Regions from separate parts of the Homo sapiens genome. Here region 2 is linked to region 1. Evidence: chromatin contacts called from ENCODE Hi-C or POLR2A ChIA-PET data. All regions are on one chromosome and are shown on one strand. Each heading gives the region's core, a stretch centred on a gene start or an enhancer-like site at or near the end of the contact. The rest is flanking DNA. Distances are from core to core; before and after follow the strand shown.

Region 1 (5,645 bases), core at 1,110-3,609:
GAACTTGCAATTGGTGCCTGGGTGGGAGCGGTCTTGCCAGACTGAGCCCTTAACCTGTGGGGACAGATGCTAACTCCCAGTAGTTAGTGTCAGACTTGAATGGAATCATTGGACACCTAGTTGATATCTGGAGAGTTGGAGAACTGGTTATTGTGGTATGGAAAAAACCCCGACACATTTGGTGTGAGAGGTGTTGCACTGTAAAATAGTTCAGCCCTGCCAACAACCACATGAGCTTGGAAGTGGATTCTTCCCCATTTGGTCCTTCAGATGAGACCCTGACCTTGGCTGACATCTCAATTGCAGCTTTGCACAGGACTCAGGTAAGCTATGCCCAGACTCCAGACCCACAGAAACTGTGAGATAATAAATGTGTTTAATTAAATTAAATTAATTAATTAATTAATTTTTATTTTTTTGAGACAGAGTTTCACTTTGTTGCCCAGGCTGGAGTGCAGTGGCACAATCTCGGCTCACTGCAACCTCCGCCTTTTGGGTTCAAGCGATTCTCATCCCTCAGCCTCCTGAGAAGCTGGGATTCCCGGTGCGTAACACTGCGCCTGGTTAATTTTTTGTATTTTAGTAGAGATGGGGTTTCATCATGTTGGCCAGGCTGGTCTCGAACTCCTGACTTCAAGTGATCTGCCCACCTTGGCCTCCCAAAATGCTGGGATTACAAGTGTGAGTCACCATGCCTGGCCATAAACGTGTTTTAAAAGCACTAAATTGGCTGGGCATGGTGGCTCCCACCTATAATCCCAGCACTTTGGGAGGCCAAGGCAGGCAGATCAGTGAAGGTCAAGAGGTCAAGACCATCCTGGCCAACATGGTAAAACCCCATCTCTACTAAAAATATAAAAATTAGCCACATATGGTGGTGCACACCTGTAATCCCAACTACATGGGAGGCTGAGGCATAAGAATTGCTTAAACCCGGGAGGTTGCAGTGAGCTAAGATTGTGCCACTGCACTACAGCCTGGACCACAAAGCAAGACTGTCTCAAAAACAAACAAACAAACCAAATAGAGCACTAAGTTAATGGTAATATTGTTATTCAGCAACAGAGAACTCATACATTTGAGAGTGCATTAGAGCAAAACCACAGTGGGCTGGCAGAGCTATAAACTCCTCACACCAGCCAATGTGGCATCATGGGGATACTGTTAGTGAAGTGGTTTTACTAAACAACAACAGCAGCTTACGATTATTGAATGCTTGCCACGGTCCTTGCTCTATGCCAAGCCCTTTACATGTTTTATTTCATTTAGTCTTTGACATAACCCTATGAACAACAACTATTACCCCACTTGTCACTTGGGAGGGCAAAGGGTTTTGATTTTGAGATGACCTCCTCATCAGCAAGGGACTTGGCCAACTCCCCTTTGACCTGTCTAAAGACAAACACATTTCATCACTGCAAATGCTAGCTTTTTTTGTTTAATAAACATTTTATCCTGAAAAACATTTAGAGTTACAGAAAAGTTGTAAAGATAGTACAGAGAGTTCTTGTATACCTTTCACTCCATTCCTCTTAATGTGAGCATCTTGCTTTACCATGGAACATTTCTCAAAACTAAGACATCATCGTCGGTACATTACTCTTAACTAAACTATAGATTATTCAGGTTTCACCCGTTTTTCGATGAATGCCCTTTTGCCATTCCAGGATTCAATTCAGGATCCCACGTTGCATTTAGCAAGCATGGATTTTTTCTTCCCCAGACCCAAGCCAGTCTGGTCTCACACGACGAGTGCGTGGCCCTCTGTTGCCATGTGTTGACCCTAATCCTTGCAAAAGAACAACTCTGGCATCACCGAATTAAGGGCATGTTTGCTTTTTTCCTGAGCAAGGAAAGAATGTCCCACATTGGCTAAGAATGCCTTGGTCTGAACCATTTGGGAGGTTGACTGACGTCAACCCTCCAATAATTTTGCTCTGGTACCCACATTTTTGAAATTTCTGAAACAGAGGGAGGAGATGCCAGGTCATCACTCAACACACACTGTCTCACAGTTCCGGAGGCTGGAAGTCCAAGGTCAAGGTGTCAGCATGGTCGGTTCCTTCTGAGGACTGTGAGGGAGAATCTTCCAGACTCTCTCCTAGAGAGAGAAGGAGGGTCCCCTGGAGGTCATCTAGCTCCTCTCATCCCTTCTTCCCACCAAACATTGACTGAGTATCTCAGCATCTCCGTTGTCAGTTATAGGACTCCCCTAGTCAAAAAAGACAAAAGGCACCCAAGCTGATCTAGAGGAAAAATAAAGGGAGACCTTTTAGGGGACTCAGTTCACATCAAAGTCCAAGTGAGGGAGAACTTTCCAGGCTCTGATGGTTTCCTGGCAATGTTTGGCATTTCCTGGATTGTAGAAGCACCACCCCCATCTCTGTCTTTATTTTCACATGGCATTCTCCACATGTGCATGTCTCTGTGCCCAAAATCTCCCCGATTTATAAGGACACCAGTCACATTGGATTAGCCACCCTATTCCAGGATGACCTCATCTTAACTAAGTACATCTGCAACAACCTTATTCCTAGATTAGGAAATTCTGAGGTGCTGAGGGTTAAGACTTCAACATATGAATTTGGGTGTGGTGGGGAAACACAACGGAACACATGATACTATCTGTGGTTTCTCCCTGTGGCTTGGGCTTCCCACAGCAGGTGGCTGGGCCCCTAGAGGGAGCACCCCAGGGCGGGTGTCCCGAGAAGGACAGTTGGGGCTGCAAGGCTTCTGACCTCCCCTCCGAAATCACACAGCATCATTTCTGCTGTGTTCTGTTGGTTAAAAGTGAGTCACGGAGCCTGTGCAGGTCCAGGGGAGGGGCCCCACAAGGGTGTGAATTCTGGGAGGTGTGCTGGGAGCTGGCTTTGGAACCAGTTACCCCAGGTTCACGGCAGGCTAACATCCCGAATCCCAGATTAAAGCATGTTCTGTTCCCTGAGTTTTGTCCCTCTGGTTAGCTCCCAGGGGTAGTTGCTCAATAAACTGTTGTGGCCTGGAATTTTATCGTGAAGGGATCTGTTCCATCAGCAGGAAAGTGCCAGGCCCCACTGCTTCTCCAGTGTGCTCCCTGCCTCTTTTCCTTGGGAACCCAAGGCTGGCAGGGGCCAAGTCCTAGGACCGGAAGGACCCGAAGCTGGAACACAATGGGCTGCTTTTTCCTGCCCACACACCTGGGCCTGGCACTCAGGGGGAAAATTGCCCCAGGCAGGCGGTCTTGCCAGACTTAGAAAGAAGGAGACCGAACTTGAAATGTTTTCTAAATCCTCCAAATGGAGCTTCTGCAGCACCGGCACCAGCTTCCCCCATCCCCACCCCGGGAGAGAGGAAAAGCAGGGAGAGGAAGAGAAGGAGTAGGTTTCCAGTCTGTTTATATTTCAGGCTATTTTGAAACCCCCTGAAGGCACTCACACACAGGGGCACATTTAAATGCACCAGGAAGTGCTCCCGGAATGGAAACTGGAGTCGGCGGAACTCTGGGGCACTGCACTGCCTGCTCTGTTCTGCTGTCCTTCAAACAACCAACAATTCAGCCCCTTCAATGCCCAACTCAAAGCCTCTCTCACCGGAAGGGCTTCTGGAGGTCATCTAGCTCCTCCCATACCCCCTTCTCACCAAACATTTACTGAGCTTCTCAGCATCTTCATTGTCAGTTACAGGACTCTTTGGTCCACAAGGAATAGAGGAAAGGCACCCAAGTTGATCTAGATGAAAACTAAAGGGGGATTTTTTAAGGGGCTTAATTTACATCAAAATCCAAGGAGAGTTTGGCTTCAGGTATGGTTGAATCCAGCTGTTCCAACCATATCATCAAAGATGGGTCTCTGAACATCCCTCAGCTCTGCTCCCTCCATGGTAGCCTCATTCTCAGTATTATAAGGAGGCAAGGTGCCTGCCAGCAGCCCCAGACCCTTATCAAGTCCCTCAGAAGACCTTGGGATGTGAGTTCCCATTGGCCAGGATTAGTCACATGCACTGCTATCCTTACCAGCTGGGAGTGGAGTCAACTCCACCCGAAGCTCAGAGGTCCCTCTCCCACCCAACCCTTATACCCAGACACCAGGCAGCAAGAAAACATGGTACCCATGCTCTCTGCTTATACCCCTCTAGTGATGGAGGACTCTTCAGCCTAGGGGCATCCCTGTCCTCTGATAATTTTATTCAGATTTCTATAATATTTCTTACCATACTTCAGTGCAATTTATTTGTTTGCCTATACCCCTTATTGTACTCCTTGGTTTCTGTGTCTTCAGCACAAGGCCCCCACAGAACAGGTGCTCAACAGACGTTTATCAAATGAAGGATTAATATCTTCCATTACTAAGCACATATGCTGTGCCAGGTGTTTGATGCATATTATCTCATTTGATCCTCGTGACCACTCTCTTAGCTAAAGAGCATCGTCCTGTTTTTATATGTGAAGAAACAGGTTCAGACAGGTTAAGAAGTCACCTTACCAAGGTCATCCAAGAAGAAGGCAGTGGAGCCAGGATTTAAGCCCAGATATTTTTGACTTTAACTTGATATGGAGGTGGGAGAAGCTGGGAAAGAAGGGAAGAGGACAGGAAAGAAGAAGAAGAGCCGAGAGGGTAGTGGAGGAAAAGAGAGGACAGAGGAAGAGGAATGGGAGGAAGCTTTGAATGTTAAAATTTCTTCCTCTGATGGCTATTATTATTATTTTTTTAAAGACACCGTCTTGTTATATTTCCCAGGTTGGATTAGAACTCTTGCTCAAACTCCTGAAGTTTGAGTGGTCCTTCTGCCTTCTGCCACAGCTACTGAGCTGGGAACACAGGTGCACACCACTGCGCCCAGCTGGATGGTTGTTCTTTCTTTCTTTATTTTTTTTTGAGATGGAGTCTTACTCTGTTCACCCAGACTGGAGTGCACTGGCCCGATCTCGGCTCTCTGCAACCTCCACCTCCTGGGTTCAAGTGATTCTCCTGCCTCAGCCAAACCAGTAGCTGGGATTACAGGTACATGTCACCACACCCGGCTAATTTTTTTTTTTTTTTTTAAGTAGAGATGTAGTTTTACCATGTTGGCCAGGCTGGTCTCAAACTCCTGGCCTCAGGTAATCCACTCGCCTTGGCCTCCCAAAGTGCTGGGATTATAAGTGTGAGTCACTGCGCTCGGCCTGGATGGTTATTCTTAATTTGCTTTTTGGTCACTGACTCCTTAAAGAATCTGATCCAAGTTAGCACATTTTGGTGTGGCAATGCACCAAAGTACCGCATGCATGAGACTATTAAATTGAAGTAAATGTCATCCATATACTGACATAGCACATTAAGAGTATTAAGTTCAGTAAATGAAGAAAAAAGATGATATAATTTTATTTGGGGTACAGTTTGAAAATAATTTCAGCTTGGGAATTTCGTGGTGGGGTAAACTGCTTATCTTTTCAGTACTGTTTTTGTTTAAAAGCCTCAAATCATTTTGTGCAACACTTGCAGAGAATTAAAAAAAAAAAAGACTCAAATCTCTGGGTCACCAGAGTCCCTCATTTTAATAAATGATTTTCTGTTATGCTTGATAATGGCATTAATAGAATAAGAAGGGAGAAATAGAAGACCAAAACTGGTGACCAAGGATTACACCTGGCTGGTCTACAGTGTCCCCAGTTCATGTCATTATCATTG
Region 2 (5,678 bases), core at 262-2,761, 120 kb after region 1:
CAGAGAGAGAGAGAATGCATACATTCTCACGAATGGAAAGGCAAATACATCTTGTCAGCAGCTTCCACCTTCCCGTGGTGCAGCTGTAACATGTCAGGTGTATTGGGGCACCCGAGATAAGCTGGTTTTGACATGCTGCAGATGCCTTCCTACCTCCCAGGGAGGCTGTGACCACCCCATGTGACAGAGACAATGACATTCAACATCTGGGTAGCAGCTTATGTGAGGTCATGACTCAGTGCCCAGCACATGGCAAGTACCCAGTGAGTGGTGGCTGCTTTCATTACTTAATAGCAATCTCCCTGGCCCAGACCTTCTTACCAGGCTCATACTTTCCAGCACACTGAACTGGGATCAGGAGGTCTAATTCTACTCCCAGCTCTGACATCCACTTTCTGTGGGACCCTGGATGTCTAACCTCCCCGGGCCTCCATCTCCTCATCTGTAGAACGGAGAAAATCATACCCTCCTCACAGGGCTGCTGGGAAGACAACCAGAGAGACAGGCTATGGGGGCACTTTGCATGCTATAGACAAGGGGCAGCAAACTACCAGGGACAAATCCAGCATGCCACTTTGTAAATAAAGTTTTGTTGGAATGCATCCACCCTCATCCACATACGTATTGTCTGTGGCTGCTTTCACACAACGGTAACAGAGCCAAATAGTTGCAACAGAGACTAAAGGTCTGCAGAGTCTAAAATATTTAGTATCTAGCCCTTTAAGGAAAAATTTAGCTGCTCCTGCTATTGAGCGATTATTCCCAGGTGTTAGCAGCCTTCCTCCTTCCTCTTCCCTGGGAGATGCTCACTCTCAGGCCCTCCCCAAAGGCTGGTGCAAGGCCTGGGTATCTCCTCTTTGACAAGGTTTCCTGGTGACTCTGATGAAGAAAGGCCCTTGGTCCAGACTGCAAAACACACCAGGGTAGTGGACTCAGACAGACTTGAGATCAAATCCCCGTTCTATCACTTCCCACCTGTGTGACTGCAGACAAGTTGCTTAACCTCTCTGAGCCTCAATGTACTTATCTACAAAATGTGGACAACAATGCCTATCCCTTAGAGCTCCTGGGAAGATTAAATGAGACAATGTCTATAAAGGGCTCAGTCAGGCCTGACACAGGATGGGTGCCTGGTAATTGACAGGTTTTTCTTCCTGCATCCCTAAACTAATTTAGTCCCTGGGTATGCTGCATCTTCTCAGTTCTCCCAGAACCCTCCTAGCTTCTCCCTTTCTGCCCCACTGTGGCCTCTTAGGGGGACTCTGCCCCCCATCTTTGTTGAAGGTCCTTCTTCCCCAGCAGGGAGAGGTACATTTGCTGAGAGGCAGCGCTGGGGAGCTGGTCTGATAGAGCCTGGAGTCCTCGGCCCATTTCTGACACTGAAACACCAGCTCCGTGTTTACACAAGGACTCTCATAATATTTGCTTTCTGTGGCCATTATTTGTCCAGGGGCTGACGTCAGATGAAGACAAGCAACTCCCCACTAGCGCTTTCAAAGCACAAGGTCAGCACCTCCCTGTCCCCGCTCCACTGTCCCATCCCCTGGCTCCTTGTCTCAGTTTTCTAAACTAACCACACTCCAGGCTTTGGGTGACTTAGCAAATGTGTTGGCGTGGGACCAGCAGAAAGGCAGATTCTGGTCCCAGCCTGTCGCTAACTAGCTGGGCGACCTTGGGAGGGTCTGGGTCCTCTCCCTGGGCCTCAGTTGCCTCCTCTGTGCCCTGGGAGGGTCGCTTCCAGCGCCACAATTCCATGACTGTGGAACTTCAAGAACCCCCCAGGCTGGGAGATTCCAGCACCCACTGTCACTCTCCTTCCCCACCCCTCCACCCTTCTCAAGCTGCCTAAGAGTGGGAGGAAAGTGAACAGAAATTGTGAAAACAAAGCCACACTTCGACTTAACTACAACCCTGCCGACAGCACAATCTTTCATCAAGATAGAAAATAAGAAGTGAAAAAAGCTACAAGGCTTCAACTGGGCATTTTAACATGGAGGTATGTCCTCCAGCACAGCAAATACCCTGCACCCTGACCAGGGTGGGGAGCCTGTGAATGGACATAAGTCCAGCCTCTTCCACCCATCTGCCACTCATATGAGAAGGTTGCCGGGTGCCGTGGCTCATGCCTGTAATCCTAGCAATTTAGGAGGCCAAGGCGGCCAGATCGCCTGAGAGAGGTCAGGAGTTCGAGACCAGCCTGGCCAACATGGTGAAACGCCATCTCTACTAAAAACACAAAAATTAGCCAGGTGTGGTGGTGTGCGCCTGTAGTCCCAGCTACTGGGAAGGCTGAGGCAGGAGAATCACTTGAACCTAGGAGGCAGAGGTTGCAGTGAGCCGAGATTGCACCACTGCACTCCAGCCTGGGCAACAGAGTGAGACTCCATCTCAAAAAAAAAAAAAAAAAAAAAAGAGGTAAAGAGGTCAAGCTGCAGGTAAAGCCACCTATGTCACAGGGCCAGCTCTGCTTCCCAGGGAGGGGGAAGAATCATGCGTATAAGTCCAAGGGGAGAAAAAAAAATGGCAAAACCAATCCAGGGAGTTACTGACCCCACTGAAATGTGGATCCATACCAAAGACATACGGGTCCACACCTCCAAAGGACTAAATAAAGGACACTCAGCTGAAACCTCAGCCCGAGGGACTTTAGTAGGTCACATCAAACCCTTTCCTGACTTGGCATGGGCCAGTGCGGGACAGTCCAGTAGTTTAAGCAAGTCTATGGAGCCAAACAGACCTGGGTCTGAATTCCGGTAAGGCCACCCAGTGGCTGGGTGACCCAGGGGGAGCTATGGCGCCTCTCTGAGCCTGGGTTTTCCCAGCTATGAAATGGAGATGATAATAATTCATACCTCTTGGGGCTGTTGTGAGAACGTAAGGAACAGTTCAGTGCCTATGCCAGTTTGAAGGTCATACGGGGCCCTAGCCAAATGATCTTCTCCTTGGGTTACTGGATGATTCTTCAAGGGTGATAACCATCAAGACCTACTCTGGCGGATCAGGCACGGTGGCTCATGCCTGTAATCCCAGCACTTTGGGAAGCAGAGGCGGGCAGATCATCTGGGGTCAGGAGTTTGAGACCAGCCTGGTCAACATGGTGAAACCCTCTCTCTACTAACAATATAAAAATTAGCCAGGTGAGATGGCTCATGCCTGTAATTCCAGCACTTTTTGAGGCCTAGGCAGGTGGATCATTTGAGTTTAGGAGTTTGAGACCAGCCTGGCCAACATGGTGAAACCCCATCTCTACTAAAAATACAAAAATTAGCTGGGTGTGGTGGTGTGCACCTGTAATCCCAGCTACTCGGCAAGGCTGAGGCAGGAGAATTCCTTGAACCCAGGAGGCAGAGGTTGCAGTGAGCTAAGATTGCACCATTGCACACTCCAGCCTGGGCAACAGAGCAAGACTCCATCAAAAAATAAATAAATAAATAAAACCCACTCTGGCATGGAGAACATCTGAGTTCTTTGAAGCACTCACATGTACATTCTCATTTGTAGCACTTCTCACAACAGTGCCATAAGGTGGGTCACTCTCCACAGTCTGCAGATACAAAAACTGAGGATCGAACAGACAAAGCCATTTGTCCAGAGCTCACCACAAGCCCTCGCCCTGAAGCCCAGGACTTTGACTCCTAGTCATTGCTCTGGCACCTCCTTCCACAGGCTCAGATCCTACTGACCCCATGTGGCCTCGGTGGGTCCAGCTGTGTCCAGAGGCCTCCCAGACACTGGCTCCAGGCCTCTCAATTTCTCTCCAGCCTCAAAAGGAGGTTCAGACAGCGGAGGTGAGCTCAGCCAGAAGTGTGAGGAGACAGCGCCCTCCAGTGGCCTCTGCGCAGCAGCGAGGGAAGCCGAAGGAGGGGGTGGGGCACTTCGATGTCACAAGGGCTGCAGCCCCGAGGAGAGGGACAGAGATCAGGGGCACATTCGACTCCTGTCCTCACCGGTCCAGCCCCTTGACACCTCCAATACTCCTTCTGTCCCAGGACTCTTAGAATCACACCATTCCAATCTGGAAAGAAACTGAAACGCCACCTAAATGAATATTCTCTTTGCACAAAGATGATTGAATCCAGGGTGGAGACAGATCATCCAAGGTCATGTGAGGAGTCAGGGTGGAATGGATTCAGAGCTCAGGTCCCCTACCTGCCCCTTCAGCCCCAGCAGGAAGTTCATGGAGGTTGGATTCACCAGCCCTGCACCTCCCCGCTCCCCATTTTTCTCCTCTGCCTTCAGGGCTGCCAGGCACACCAGGTAGAGTGGGAGGGGCTGAGGCAGAAGAATGATGGTGATGGGCTCTCCAACTCTTGATGGCTGTGTGACCTGGTGCAGGTTACTTAACCTCTCTGTGCCCCAGTTTCCCCCTCTGTGAAATGAAATTGAATCCTCAATGCCATAGGATTACTGTAAGGACTAAATAATGCATAAAGTAAAAAAGGCCTGGTAGGTGGTAAGCAGCCCCCAAACATGGCAGCCCCTGCTTCTGCTTTTATTACTATTCGTTTGGTGCCTCTAATCCATTGGTTCACTTCTGAGGGGCCACAAGCTCTCCCACGCACCTTTCTCTCCTCCCCTTCTCTCACGTCATTTCTTCTCACCAAACCCCAAAGCGACAAATTAATCCCCAGTACCTGTATCTCTTGTCTGTCACATTCGAGGCTCTGCAAGACGGTGTGGCCTGGCCAGGGACTGGGGAGTCGGTGCCACGCACACAGCCCCTCTGTGGGTCAGCCTGCCACTCTGGCCCAGGGTAAGCTTAGCTAAGGCTGAGTCTCAGAGAAGGGCTGAAACCCCAAAGGGTTTTTCTGGTGCCAAGAGCAGACCGGGTTGAAGGGCGCGGTCAGTACCTTCCTGGGATGATTCTAAGCGCCCAGCTCTAACAGCTGAACATCACCAGGCTCGAGTTTCAGGATGGGAACCTTGAAAAGCCCTCTGTGATTTTCCTTTTCACATCAGGCTTGGGGCCAGGCAGACATGGGTTCAAATCCTTGCTCTGCCACTCATGAGTTATGTGATCTTGGGAAGAGACTGAATGTCTCCGGACCTCAGTTTCCTCATCTGTAAAGTGGGAGTGGTTATAGGAGTGTACGGAACTGTTGGGTTTGGATTAAGGTGTCCAGCCCACTGCCTGGAATGCAGCACTTTGACTTGCTTATTGAACATCAAAATTAATTTACCGCCTTTTTCCCTCAAATCCTGTTCTTCCTCTGGAATTCCCTGTCCTGGTAGGGGTCTGTAATACTTATATCTAGGATGTCTATAATACTTACACATCCAAGGAGGGGTGGCCCATGTTCTCACACTTTCTATCAACTCCGTCATAGCTGTCTTGCACAGAGGTGAATCCATCACAGCTGCCTTGCATGGCCATTCCTCTCCACCCACTTTGGCCATGGCTCTCCATCCAGGACAAGGTTATGGCAAATCCTTCATCACTGGTTTCCTCCTTCCAGCCTCCTTACTCCTGCTGGGGTGGTTACATCAGCCCCTCTCCATGTCTCACTCTGAAACACATGTTCAGAGCACAAAGTCCAAACTGCTCAACCGAGCCAGGACGCCGAGGTCCCTCATGATCTGGGCCCCTCACTCCCACCTCCCCAGCATCATCTACTCCCACCCTGCCTCCCACACAAAACAACTCTCCCTCCCCAAACTCTCAGTGTTCCCTGAGGATG

The links. A loop is a pair of places that touch in the nucleus more often than their neighbours do. ChIA-PET counts read pairs that join two places held with the same protein, here RNA polymerase II (POLR2A). Pooled maps may share reads with other maps.
Region 2: a loop to region 1 is called in a pooled map, with 2.1 times the contacts of the local background. The contact joins two enhancer-like sites. A Hi-C loop is called at or near these places in 2 of 50 pooled maps. POLR2A ChIA-PET finds 5 or more read pairs at or near these places in 3 of 52 experiments (PC-9, Panc1 and activated CD8-positive, alpha-beta T cell).

What each region holds. Positions count from the first base shown.
Region 1 is chr1:22,294,245-22,299,889 of GRCh38, forward strand. No RefSeq gene overlaps it. Among named protein-coding and RNA genes, the nearest start is that of MIR4418, 31 kb to the left of the region's middle. RefSeq lists an enhancer at 3,048-3,547. Within about 2 kb of position 2,360, at least 2 of the 41 ENCODE cell types and tissues checked have a DNase peak (open chromatin) inside an H3K27ac peak, as active enhancers do.
Region 2 is chr1:22,412,945-22,418,622 of GRCh38, forward strand. LOC105376856 (a long non-coding RNA gene) reads right to left here. Exons shown (of 3, transcript XR_947058.2): 2 at 5,274-5,507; 3 at 3,387-4,026. Among named protein-coding and RNA genes, the nearest start is that of ZBTB40, 36 kb to the right of the region's middle. RefSeq lists an enhancer at 4,286-5,201. Within about 2 kb of position 1,512, at least 9 of the 41 ENCODE cell types and tissues checked have a DNase peak (open chromatin) inside an H3K27ac peak, as active enhancers do.